Linked DNA regions of Homo sapiens: region 2 is linked to region 1. Evidence: read pairs that join two places in POLR2A ChIA-PET (ENCODE). Cell type or tissue: K562. All regions are shown on one strand. Each heading gives the region's core, and the rest is flanking DNA. Links, peaks and the distances in the headings are about the cores only.

Region 1 (5,370 bases), core at 76-5,075:
ATCCGCCTGCCTCCGATTGCCTCAGCTCAGGAGTTTGAGACCAGCCTGGGCAACATGGTGAAACCCTGGCTCTACTAAAGAAAACCAAAAATATTAGCCAGGCATGGTAGCACAAGCCTATAGTCCCAGCCACTTGTGAGGCTGAGGTGGGAGGATGACTTGAGCCCAGGAGTTTGAGGCTGCAGTGAGCTATGACGGTGCCCACAGCACTCCTGCCTATGCCACAGAGTGAGAACCTGTCTCTAAAAAAGAGAAGACAAGAAAAGCTAGGCCTCCTCTTACCCTCAAAGCCTCCAGGGCCAGGACCACCTTTCAACTAATATCACCTTTCCAGATAAGGTATCAGAACCAGTTCTTTTTTTTTTTTTTTTTTTTGAGACAGAGTTTCGCTGTGTTGCCCAGGCTGGAGCGCAGTGGCACGATCTCAGCTCACTGCAACCTCCACCTCCTGGGTTCAAGCGATTCTCCTGCCTCAGCCCCCCAAGTAGCTGGGACTACAGGCATGCACCACCATGCCTGGCTAGTTTTTGTATTTTTATTTATATTTATTTATTTTTTTTTTAAGATGGAGTTTCACTCTTGTCGCCCAGGCTGGAGTGCAATGGCATGATCTCGGCTCACTGCAACCTCCACCTTACGGGTTCAAGCGATTCTCCTGCCTCAGCCTCCCAAGTAGCTGGGATTACAGGGGCCCACCACCACACTCAGCTAATTATTTATTTATTTATTTATTTATTTATTTATTTATTTTTTGAGACGGAGTCTCACTCTGTCGCCCAGGCTGGAGTGCAGTGGCGCGATCTCAGCTCACTGCAAGCTCCACCTCCTGGGTTCACACCATTCTCCTACCTCAGCCTCCTGAGTAGCTGGGACTACAGGCGCCCGCCAACACACCCGGCTAATTTTTTGAATTTTTAGTACAGACGGGGTTTCACCATGTTAGCCAGGATGATCTCCATCTCCTGACCTTGTGATCCACCTGCCTCAGCCTCCCAAAGTGCTAGGATTACAGGTGTGAGCCACTGCGCCCGGCAATTATTTTTATTTTTATTTTTATTTTTTATTTTTATTTATTTATTTATTTATTTTTTTTTTGAGACGGAGTCTTGCTCTTTCGCCCAGGCTGGAGTGCAGTGGCCTGATCTCAGCTCACTGCAAGCTCTGCCTCCCGGGTTCACGCCATTCTCCTGCCTCAGCCTCCCGAGTAGCTGGGTCTACAGGCGCCCGCCACCACGCCCGGCTAATTTTTTCTATTTTTAGTAGAGACGGGGTTTCACCGTGTTAGCTAGGATGGTCTCGATCTCCTGACCTCGTGATCCGCCCGCCTCGGCCTCCCAAAGTGCTGGGATTACAGGTGTGAGCCACCGCGCCCGGCCAATTATTTTTATTTTTATTGTATTTTATTTATTTATTTTTTGAGATGGAGTCCGGCTCTGTTGCCCAGGCTGGAGTGCAATGGCGCGATCTTGGCTCACTGCAACCTCCGCCTCCCGGGCTCAAATGATTCTCCTACCTCAGCCTGCTGAGTAGCTGAGACTACAGGCATGCGCCACCATGCCCAGCTAATTTTTGTATTTTTAGTAGAGATGGGGTTTCACCATTTTGGCCAGGATAGTTTTGATCTCTTGACCTTGTGATCCTCCTGCCTTGGCCTCCCAGAGTGCTGGGATTACAGGCATGAGCCACCACGCCCGGCTAATTTTTGTATTTTTAGTAGAGATGGGGTTTCACCATGTTGGCCAGGATGGTCTCAAACTCCTGACCTCAGGTGATCCATCTGCCTCGGACTCCCAAAGTGCTGGGATTACAGGTGTGAGCCACTGCACCCGGCCCGGCAGAGAATTTCATTGAAGAAACAAGGGCCCTTTCTGGAGACCTCCTTGAAGCCAATACAGGTGCCCTGGAGCCAAGGATCTCTGTTCCCAGCTTGTCCAACCCCCAAGAGCTACAATGTCCAGAGCCCCTGCAGCCCCTAAAGTGTTCAGAAAGTCCAAGCAAGAGAGGCAATCAAGTACTCAGCGAAGTATTCCCACCCCCACCCCAAGTCAGCTTGTAAACTGCCAATCAAAATCCGAGCCCTGGGCCAGGGGAAGTTGTTCATACCTGTAATCCCAGCGCTTTGGGAGGTCCAAGCAGGAGGATCACTTGAGGCCAGGAGTTTGAGACGAGCTAGGGCAACATAGAGAGACCCTATCTCTCTGAAGGTTTTTTTGAATTAGCCAGGCATGGTGCTGAAAGCCTGTAGTCCCAGCTACTTGGGAGGCTGAGGAGGGAGCCTCAACCTCTTGAGCCCAGGAGTTCAAGGCTGTAGTGAGCTATGATCACACCACTGCACTCCAGCCTGGGTAACAGAGCAAGACCCAGTCTCCAGTCTCTAAAACAGAACAAAAGAAAGCAAGCAAACAAACAAACAAAAAAACAAATCTGAGCTCCAAAGTGGGGAGGTGAAGGAACAGGGGAGCAATTACTAACTCTTGCGCTAGGACGGTTCACTGCTGGATAAATGCCCTCTAAACAGCTCAGCCAGCAGCCTTCCTGGCCTCACATGTTCTTCTGAGCATCATAGTCAGGCCTCTGCAGGCCAGATAAGCAAGTATTGCCCAAAGGCAGGGACCCAAGAGGAAGACTGCAGGCCTGAGATAACACCCACAGGGCAGTGGCCGGGCCTGACACAGGGTGCCTGCTGCTCTCCCTCCCAAGTCCCTGCAACCAGAACCTTAAGCTCAGAGGCCAAAGGGGAAGCGGCTGGGCTCTTTACGGGAAGGCAGGCAGAGGCGAGTCCTTTCCTCCAGCCCAGCCCTTCTGAGGCTAGGTCTTTACATTTCTTTTTTTTTAAGACAGGGTCTTGGCCGGGCGTGGTGACTCATGCATGTAATCCCAGCACTTTGGGAGGCCGAGGTGGGCAGATCACCTGAGGTCAGGAGTTCAAGACGAGCCTGACCACATGGAGAAACCCCGTGTCTACTAAAAATACAAAAAAATTAGCCAGGCATGTTGGCGCATGCCTGTAATCCCAGCTACTCGGGAGGCTGAGACAGGAGAATCACTTGAACCTGGGAGGCAGAGGTTGCAGTGAGCCGAGATCGCACCATTGCACTCCAGCCTGGGCAACAAGAGTGAAATTCTTTCTCAAAAAAAAAAAAAAAAAAAAAAAAAAAAAAAGACAGGGTATTGGCCGGGCGTAGTGGCTCATGCCTGTAATCCCAGCACTTTGGGAGGCCGAGGCGGGCGGATCACCTGAAGTCAGGAGTTCGAGACCAGCCTGGCCAACATGGCAAAACCCCATCTCTACTAGAAGCACAAAAATTACTTGGGCATGGTGGCGGGCAACTGTAATCCCAGCTACTTGGGAAGCTGAGGCAGGAGAATCGCTTAAACCTGAGAGATGGAGTTTGCAGTGAGCTGAGATCACGCCACTGCACTCCAGCCTGGGTGACAGCAAGACTTCATCCCCCCGCCCAAAAAAAAAGACAGGGTCTCACTCTGTTACCCAGGCTGAAATGCAGTGGTGTGATCTCAGCTTACTGCAACCTCAGGCTCCTGGGTTCAAGCAATTCTCCTGCTTCAGCCTGTCGAGTAGCTGGGACTACAGCTGTGTTTCACCACACCCAGCTCGTTTTTGTATTTTTAGTAGAGACAGGGTTTCACCACGTTGGCCAGGCTGGTCTCCAACTGCTGATCTCAAGTGATCTGCCCGCCTCGGCCTCCCAAAGTGCTGGGATTACAGGCTTGAGCCACCACCCCTGGCCTGGTCTTTACATTTCTGCAAATAACTGGATATTACAGGAACTATCCCAGCTCCTGCATGTGGTGTTCTAATATTTCTTCTATCAGGGAGAAAAAAAAAAAACCACAGGTAAATCTCTTAATGCAAGGCCTGCAAACCACCAAAATTATACTAGCAGCTTCTATCTATTAAGAACCAGACACTATGCCAAGCAATCTCCATACATAGTCATCATCTCACTGAACTCGAAACAGTTGTTATAAGTGTCTCCTTCAAAGGTCACCTTCCTGGAGAAGCCTTCTCGACAATGCTGTCTGGGGCCTGGCGCATTGGCTCATGCCTGTAATCCCAACACTTTGGGGGCTGAGGTGGGAGGATCGCTTGAGCCCAGGAGTTTGAGAGAAGCCTGGGCAACATACCAAGACCCCGTCTCTACAAAAAATACAAAAATGAGCCGGGTGTGGTGATGTGCGCCTGTAATCCCAGCTACTCAGGAGGCTGAGGTGGGAGAATCGCTTGCACCCAGGTTGAGGCTGCAGTGAGCCATGATCACACAACTGCACTCCAGCCTGGGCCACAGAGCAAGACCCTGTCTCAATCAATCAATGAAGTGCCAATGGGGTCCACTTGATTCCACTCGTGGCATGTGTCCCTGTCTGAAACATTCTACTTATTCACCTACGTATTTAGCCACGTCTGTTGTCCTACCCTACAGTGAATTCTGTAAAAAAGAGACCCTGTCAGATTGCCTCCCGCTGTCCCCAGCACCTGGCCCTCTGTCTAGCCCAGAGCTGCTGCATTTCTGGTTGCTGCTGCAGTCATTTTTTTTTTTTTTTTTTTTTTGAGACAGAGTCTCGCTCTGTCGCCCAGGCTGGAGTACAGTGGCCGATCTCAGCTCACTGCAACCTCCACCTCCTGGGTTCAAGGGATTCTCCTGCGTCAGCCTCCCGAGTAGCTGGGATTACAGGCACCCACCACCATACCCGGCTAATTTTTGTATTTTTAGTAGAGACAGGGTTTCACCATGTTGGCCAGGCCAGTCTCGAACTCCTGACCTCGTGATCCGCCCACCTCAGCCTCCTAAAGTGCTGGGATTACAGGCATGAGCCACTGTGCCTGGCCATGTTGTAGTCATTTCTCAATCCTCACTCCGTTTAAGAACAGCGTGAGAGAGCCACATCTCTTGACCCTCCGATCCTGGTCGGCCAGCCCCTGTGGTGGGCATCAGAGATATTTAGAGGCTAGAGGTCCACTCAAACCACAGAGGCCCAGGCCTGGAAGAGGCCAAACTTGAGGCTGGACACAAAGAGAGGGTGACTGCAAGTCGGACTCAGCTCTGAGGCTGCTGAAATGGGAGAGTGATCTGATGGCTCCAGCAAACTTGGCCCAGTGCCCAGGAGATTTATTTCTCTTCTTTCTTTTGTCTGGTTTTTTTTTTTGTTTTTTTTGTTTTTTTTTTTTTGAGATGGAGTTTCACTCTTGTTGCCCAGGGTGGAGAGCAATGGCACCACCTCGGTTCTCTGCAACCTCCGCCTCCCAGGTTCAAGCGATTCTCCTGCCTCAACCACCAGAGTAGCTGGGATTACCGGTGCCCTCCACCCACAGCTGGCTAATTATTTGTATTTTTAGTAGAGACGGGGTTT
Region 2 (5,370 bases), core at 260-5,259, 150 kb before region 1:
GAGCTTGCAGTGAGCCGAGATGGCGCCACTGCACTCCAGCCTGGGTGAGAGAGCAAGACTCCGTCTCAAAACAATAAAAATACAAAAATACAAAAAAAAAATTAGCCGGGCGCGGTGGCGGGCGCCTGTAGTCCCAGCTACTCGGGAGGCTGAGGCAGGAGAATCGCTTGAACCCAGGAGGTGGAGGTTGCAGTGAGCCGAGATCATGCCACTGCACTCCAGCCTGGGCAACAGAGTGAGATTCCATCTAAAAAAAAAAAAGAGAGAGAGAGAGAAAAGAAAAGAAACAGAGTCCAGTCCCCCTGCTCCCCTGAGGGATGGAGCCTTTGGAGGTGAGAATGTTGTTTGCACAGTGCATGGACGCAGGGTGTGGCCCCAGAGCCCCACTGAGCTGGGGGCAAGGCTCCAGGGCCACCCTCAGGCACCAGGGCAGGGTCTGGGAGCTGAGAGCTGGCTCCAGAAGCAGCTACGGAGGCTTAGCTCTCCTCCCGGCAACCACAGCTCGCAGGACCTGGGTGAGGAAGGAAGTGGCTGTTTGTTTGCTGTCTTCAATCTAGAGCTCTTGCTCATCACGCCCAGAAAAAGCAGACAGCCTGGAGCCCATGGGGTGAGTTGCAAAAGCTCCCTCCTCCAGCCCTTCCTCCTGGCCAGCTCATGGCCACCATTGATGGGGACAGTGAGGAACGCTAGCATTTACACTGGACAACCTTTGCTTCGTTGAATCTGCAGAGCAGCCTGTGAGATTTGCACCCCTCGATGTTCCCATTTTCCGAATGAGGAAACTGAGGCAGAGAGGTTAGGTGAGCTGCCCAATCTAAAATGAAAGAGGATTTTGACTCAGTGACTCCCAAGGCCACACTATTAACAGCCATCTTGGCCGGGCACAGCGGCTTGCACCTGTAATTCCAGCGCTTTGGGAGGCCAAGGCAAGAGGATCAGCAGTCCAGGAGTTTGAGACCAGCCTAAGCAACATAGTTAGACTTTGTCTCTATTTAAAAAAAAAAAAATGTGGTTGGGTGCGGTGGCTCATCCCAGTGCCCGTCATTCCAGCACTTTGGGAGGTCAAGGCGGGCAGATCACTTGGGGTCAGGAGTTCAAGACCAGCCTGGCCAACGTGGTGAAACCCTGTCTCTACTAAAAACACAAAAATTAGCCAGGTGTGGTGGCGTGCACCTGTAATCCCAGCTACTCAGGAGGCTAAGGCAGGAGAATTGCTTGAACCTGGGAGGCAGAGGTTGAGCCAAGGTCATGCCACTGCACTCACAGACTGAGCAACAAGAGCGAGACTCCATCTCAAATAAAAAAAAAAATGTGGCTGGGTGCAGTGGCTCACGCCTATAATCCCAGCACTTTGGGAGGCCGAGATGAGTGGATTGCCTGAGGTCAGGAGTTCGAGACCAGCCTGGCCAACATGATGAAACCTGGTCTCTACTAAAAATACAAAAATTAGCCAGGCGTTGTGCACGCCTGTAATCCCAGCTACTTGGGAGGCTGAGGCAGGAGAATCACTTGAACCTGGGAGGCAGAGGTTGCAGTAAGCCTAGATCATGCCGCTGCACTCCAGCCTGAACAACAGAGCAAGACTCCATCTCAAAAAAAAAAAAATGTATTAGCCAGGCGTGGTAGTATGCACCTGTGGTCCCAGCTACTCAGGAGGCTGAGGCAGGAGGATTCGCTTGAGCCTGGGAGGTCAAGGCTGCAGTGATATCAAACCACTGCCTTCCAACCTGGGCAACAGAACAAGACTCTGTCCAAAAAAAATAACAGGCACCTTGACCACAGCCTCCTGTCCTCCTAAGCAATGAGAGGCCAGCAGGACTATGTGCTGACCCCACATGGCCTGGGCTGTCTATCCCTCCAGGACCATGACCCTCCATTCCAAACAGACTAGAATCCTGGTGTCCACCACACACCCAAGGCCTCTCTGGCTGATGTCTCTTGCAGCCACCACTGATGCTGCCTGGAAAGTTCATGTTGCAAGACGTGCCTTCTACAGGAAGCCCTCTCACCTCTCCACAGTACTTTCCAGCCATGGTCTCCTCTGGGCAACTGAGACACCACTTGGGGAACACCGAGCCCCCCAAGGGCAGGTTCTGGGCCTGGTCCACCTAAGCCTGGTCTCCACCTACCTCCATGCACAGTAGGGGCCCAGGAAGTGTGTTCCCTCCATGGCACACATCCCCCAGCCCCATAGGCACCATCACCTTCACCACAAACAGCCCCTCCCTGGTGTGATACCAGGAAGGTTGTCCCCGCCTGCCCTAGTTCTGCCTTCAGCCTTGGGGTAGAGAGACCTCTCTGAAGAGCTGAAGGAAGAAGCTACCCGTCCTTCCTACCCCACCCACCTCAAGCCCCTGACTGCCTTTCACAAGAGCTCCAGCAGGTTGAGTCATATTCAGCTTGTGGTCAACTGTGACCACAAGCTCTTCGTTGCATCCCCACCCCCAAGGAAGAGACTTACAAACAAACAGTTTTGACTTGACCCATGGAGACTTGGAGGCCACAGAATGAGAGAGATATCTGGGAGACAGGGCAGGGGGCAGTCTCATCCCAATAGGACTTCATTCATTCATTCATTCATTCAACAAGTATGTATTGACCAGGCTTTCTGTCCAACACTGATGCCTTAAATCCTCTCAAGGTCACAGATGACATTTCCTGAGGCATCTCGGCGCATTTTTTCTCTTTGTTCGCTCCTGTACTTGTTTCAGAGACCCCACACAAGGGTCATTATGGAATCCATTTGGTTATTTGTTGTTGTTGAGATGGAGTCTCGCTCTGTTGCCCAGGCTGGAGTGCAATGACGTAATCTTGGCTCACTGCAACCTCCACCTCCTAGGTTCAAGCAATTCCCCTGCCTCAGCCTCCCGGATAGCTAAGACTACAGACACCCGCCACCACGCCGGGCTAATTTTTGTATTTTTAGTAGAGATGAGGTTTCACCATGTTGGCCAGGCTGGTCTTGAACTCCTGACCTCAAGTGATCTGCCTGCCTCGCCTCCAAAAGTGCTGGGATTACAGGCGTGAGCCACCATGCGCGGCCAAATCCACTTGCAAAGAGGAGAAACTGAGGCTTGGAGAAGAGAAGTGACCTCCCCAGAGTCACACAGTCAGTCAACTGTCAAGCCAGGCTTTGACCCCAATCCATCACATGCCAAAATTCTCGACTATCCTCCCCACACGATATTCACTTGAGCAAAACCCTCTCTCCCTTCGATGCAAACAGCCTGTGATTAATTTTTTTTTTTTTTTTTTTTTTTGAGACGGAGTCTCACTCTTTCACCCAGGCCGGACTGCAGTGGCACCATCTCAGCTCACTGCAAGCTCCGCCTCCCAGGTTCACGCCATTCTCCTGCCTCAGCCTCCCGAGGAGCTGGGACTACGGGCGCCCGCCACCGCACCTGGCTAATTTTTTGTAGTTTTAGTAGAGACGGGGTTTCACCGTGTTAGCCAGGATAGTCTCGATCTCCTGACCTCGTGATCCACCCACCTCGGCCTCCCAAAGTGCTGGGATCACAGGTGTGAGCCACCGTGCCCGGCCCAGCCTGTGATTTTACAGGTGGCTGGAGCATGGAGTGTCTGAGGGCCTCTAGTGCCTGGGGCAGGATAGAGAGGGAGAGAATGGTCAGAGAAGAGGGCCACTCTGCCAGATGAGGAAAGAGGGGAAGGGCAGGAAGAGGAACCAAGTCGTCAGAGCCGGGAGAGCCAGGAGGGCTGATGGGCCTAGCCAGACACAGCTGACCCCAGTGAGGGGAAGTGGCCTGGGGTCTTAGTTCAGCCTGAGTGGCCTGGCAGGCTGAAGCCTGCACTGGCCCCCAAAGGGGAAATTGTAGACATGACCCATCTTCTCCCCAACCCATCCTCATCTGACCTCAGCAGCAACCCCGGCGATCTCTGATACAGACCAGCCTGGGGAAGGACAGCTTCGTGGGTCCTCCCCAAGGTCCTCTCTGCACTGCTGTGTGTCCTTGAAGAGGACACTTAACCTCTCTGTGCTGTAGTTTTCTCTTCTATAAAATGGACCCAGGATGGGTGCGGTGGCTCACGCCTATAATCCCAGCACTTTGCGAGGCCGAGGTGGGAGGATCACCTGAGGTTGGGAGTTCGAGATGAGCGTGCCCAACGCGGTAAAACCTTGTCTCTACTAAAAATACAAAAATCAGCCAGGCGCCTGTAATCCCAGCTACTCAAGAGGCTGAGGCAGGAGAATCGCTTGAACCCAGGAGGTGGAGGTTGCAGTGAGCTGAGATCGTGCCACTGCACTCCAGCCTGGGTGCAACAGAGCAAGACTTTGTCTCAAAAAAAAATAGACCCAGTGGGCCGGGCACGGTGGCTCATGCCTGTAATTTCAGCACTTTGGGAGGCCGAGGCAGGTGGATCACAAGGTCAGGAGTTCAAGACCAGCCTGGCCAAGATGGTGAAACCCCCATCTCTACTAAAAATACAAAAATTAGCAGGCTTGGTGGTGGGTGCCTATAATCCCAGCTACTCGAGAGGATGAGGCAGAGAATTGGAATTGCTTGAACCTGGGAGACGGAGGTTGCAGTAAGCCAAAGTCGTACCACTGCATTCCAGCCTGGGCGACAGAGCAAGACTCAATCTCAAAAAAAAAAAAAAAAAAAAATTGGACCCAGTGATAGGACTAACCTCAGCCAGCGTGTGTTGAAAGGATAAGATGAAGTAATTCACATAAAAAGCTTAGACCAGGCTTGGCCTGGTGGCTTACGCCTGTAATCCTAGCACTTTCATAGGCTGAAGCAAGAGGATTACTTGAAATTCAGGAGTTCAAGACCAGCCTAGGCAACATAGCGAGACTCTATCTCTGTTTGTAAACATATATTATTTAATATATATATTAAAATAAATAAAGGCCAGTTATGGTGGCTCATGCTTGTAATCCCAGCACTTTGGGAGGCTGAGGCGGGTGGATCACTTGAGGTCAGGAGTTCGAAACCAGCTTGGCCAACATGGTGAAACCCCATCTCTACAAAAAATACAAATATTACCTGGGCATGGTGGCATGCACCTGTAATCCCAGCTACTTGGGAAACTGAGGCAGGAGAATCGCTTGAGCCAGGGAGGCAGAGGTTGCAGTGAGCCAAGATCATGCCACTGCACTCCAGCCAGGGCGAAAGAGCAACACTCTGTTTCAAAAATAAATAAATTAATTAAATTAAATAAATAAAAATAAAATTTTTTTTAAAAAGCATAGACCAGGCCGGGCGCGGTGGCTCACGCCTGTAATCCCAGCACTTTGGGAGGCCGAGGCGGGTGGATCATGAGATCAGGAGCTCGAGACCATCCTGGCTAACACGGTGAAAGCCCATCTCTACTAAAAATACAAAAAATTAGCTGGGCATGGCCGTGGGA

The links. Peaks named below come from ENCODE experiments on the same cell type or tissue, not always from the same donor. Only the 100,000 strongest peaks of a DNase experiment are listed, where the experiment ranks them.
Region 2: POLR2A ChIA-PET joins it to region 1 with 7 read pairs; 10 of 35 experiments call an interaction of 5 or more read pairs at or near these places.

Annotation. Positions count from the first base shown.
Region 1 is chr19:8,415,541-8,420,910 of GRCh38, reverse strand. All of the region lies in intron 1 of MARCHF2 (membrane associated ring-CH-type finger 2), which reads right to left. Among named protein-coding and RNA genes, the nearest start is that of MARCHF2, 4.9 kb to the right of the region's middle. RefSeq lists a cis regulatory region at 2,627-2,644, an enhancer at 2,563-2,707 and a silencer at 4,992-5,286. In K562, for the core only: a CTCF peak has its summit at 2,585; a DNase peak (open chromatin) is centred at 2,640.
Region 2 is chr19:8,566,313-8,571,682 of GRCh38, reverse strand. All of the region lies in intron 1 of MYO1F (myosin IF), which reads left to right. Among named protein-coding and RNA genes, the nearest start is that of MYO1F, 8.4 kb to the left of the region's middle. RefSeq lists enhancers at 290-449, 2,445-2,534 and a silencer at 4,592-4,792. In K562, for the core only: no CTCF peak of the experiment used is centred there; a DNase peak (open chromatin) is centred at 2,392.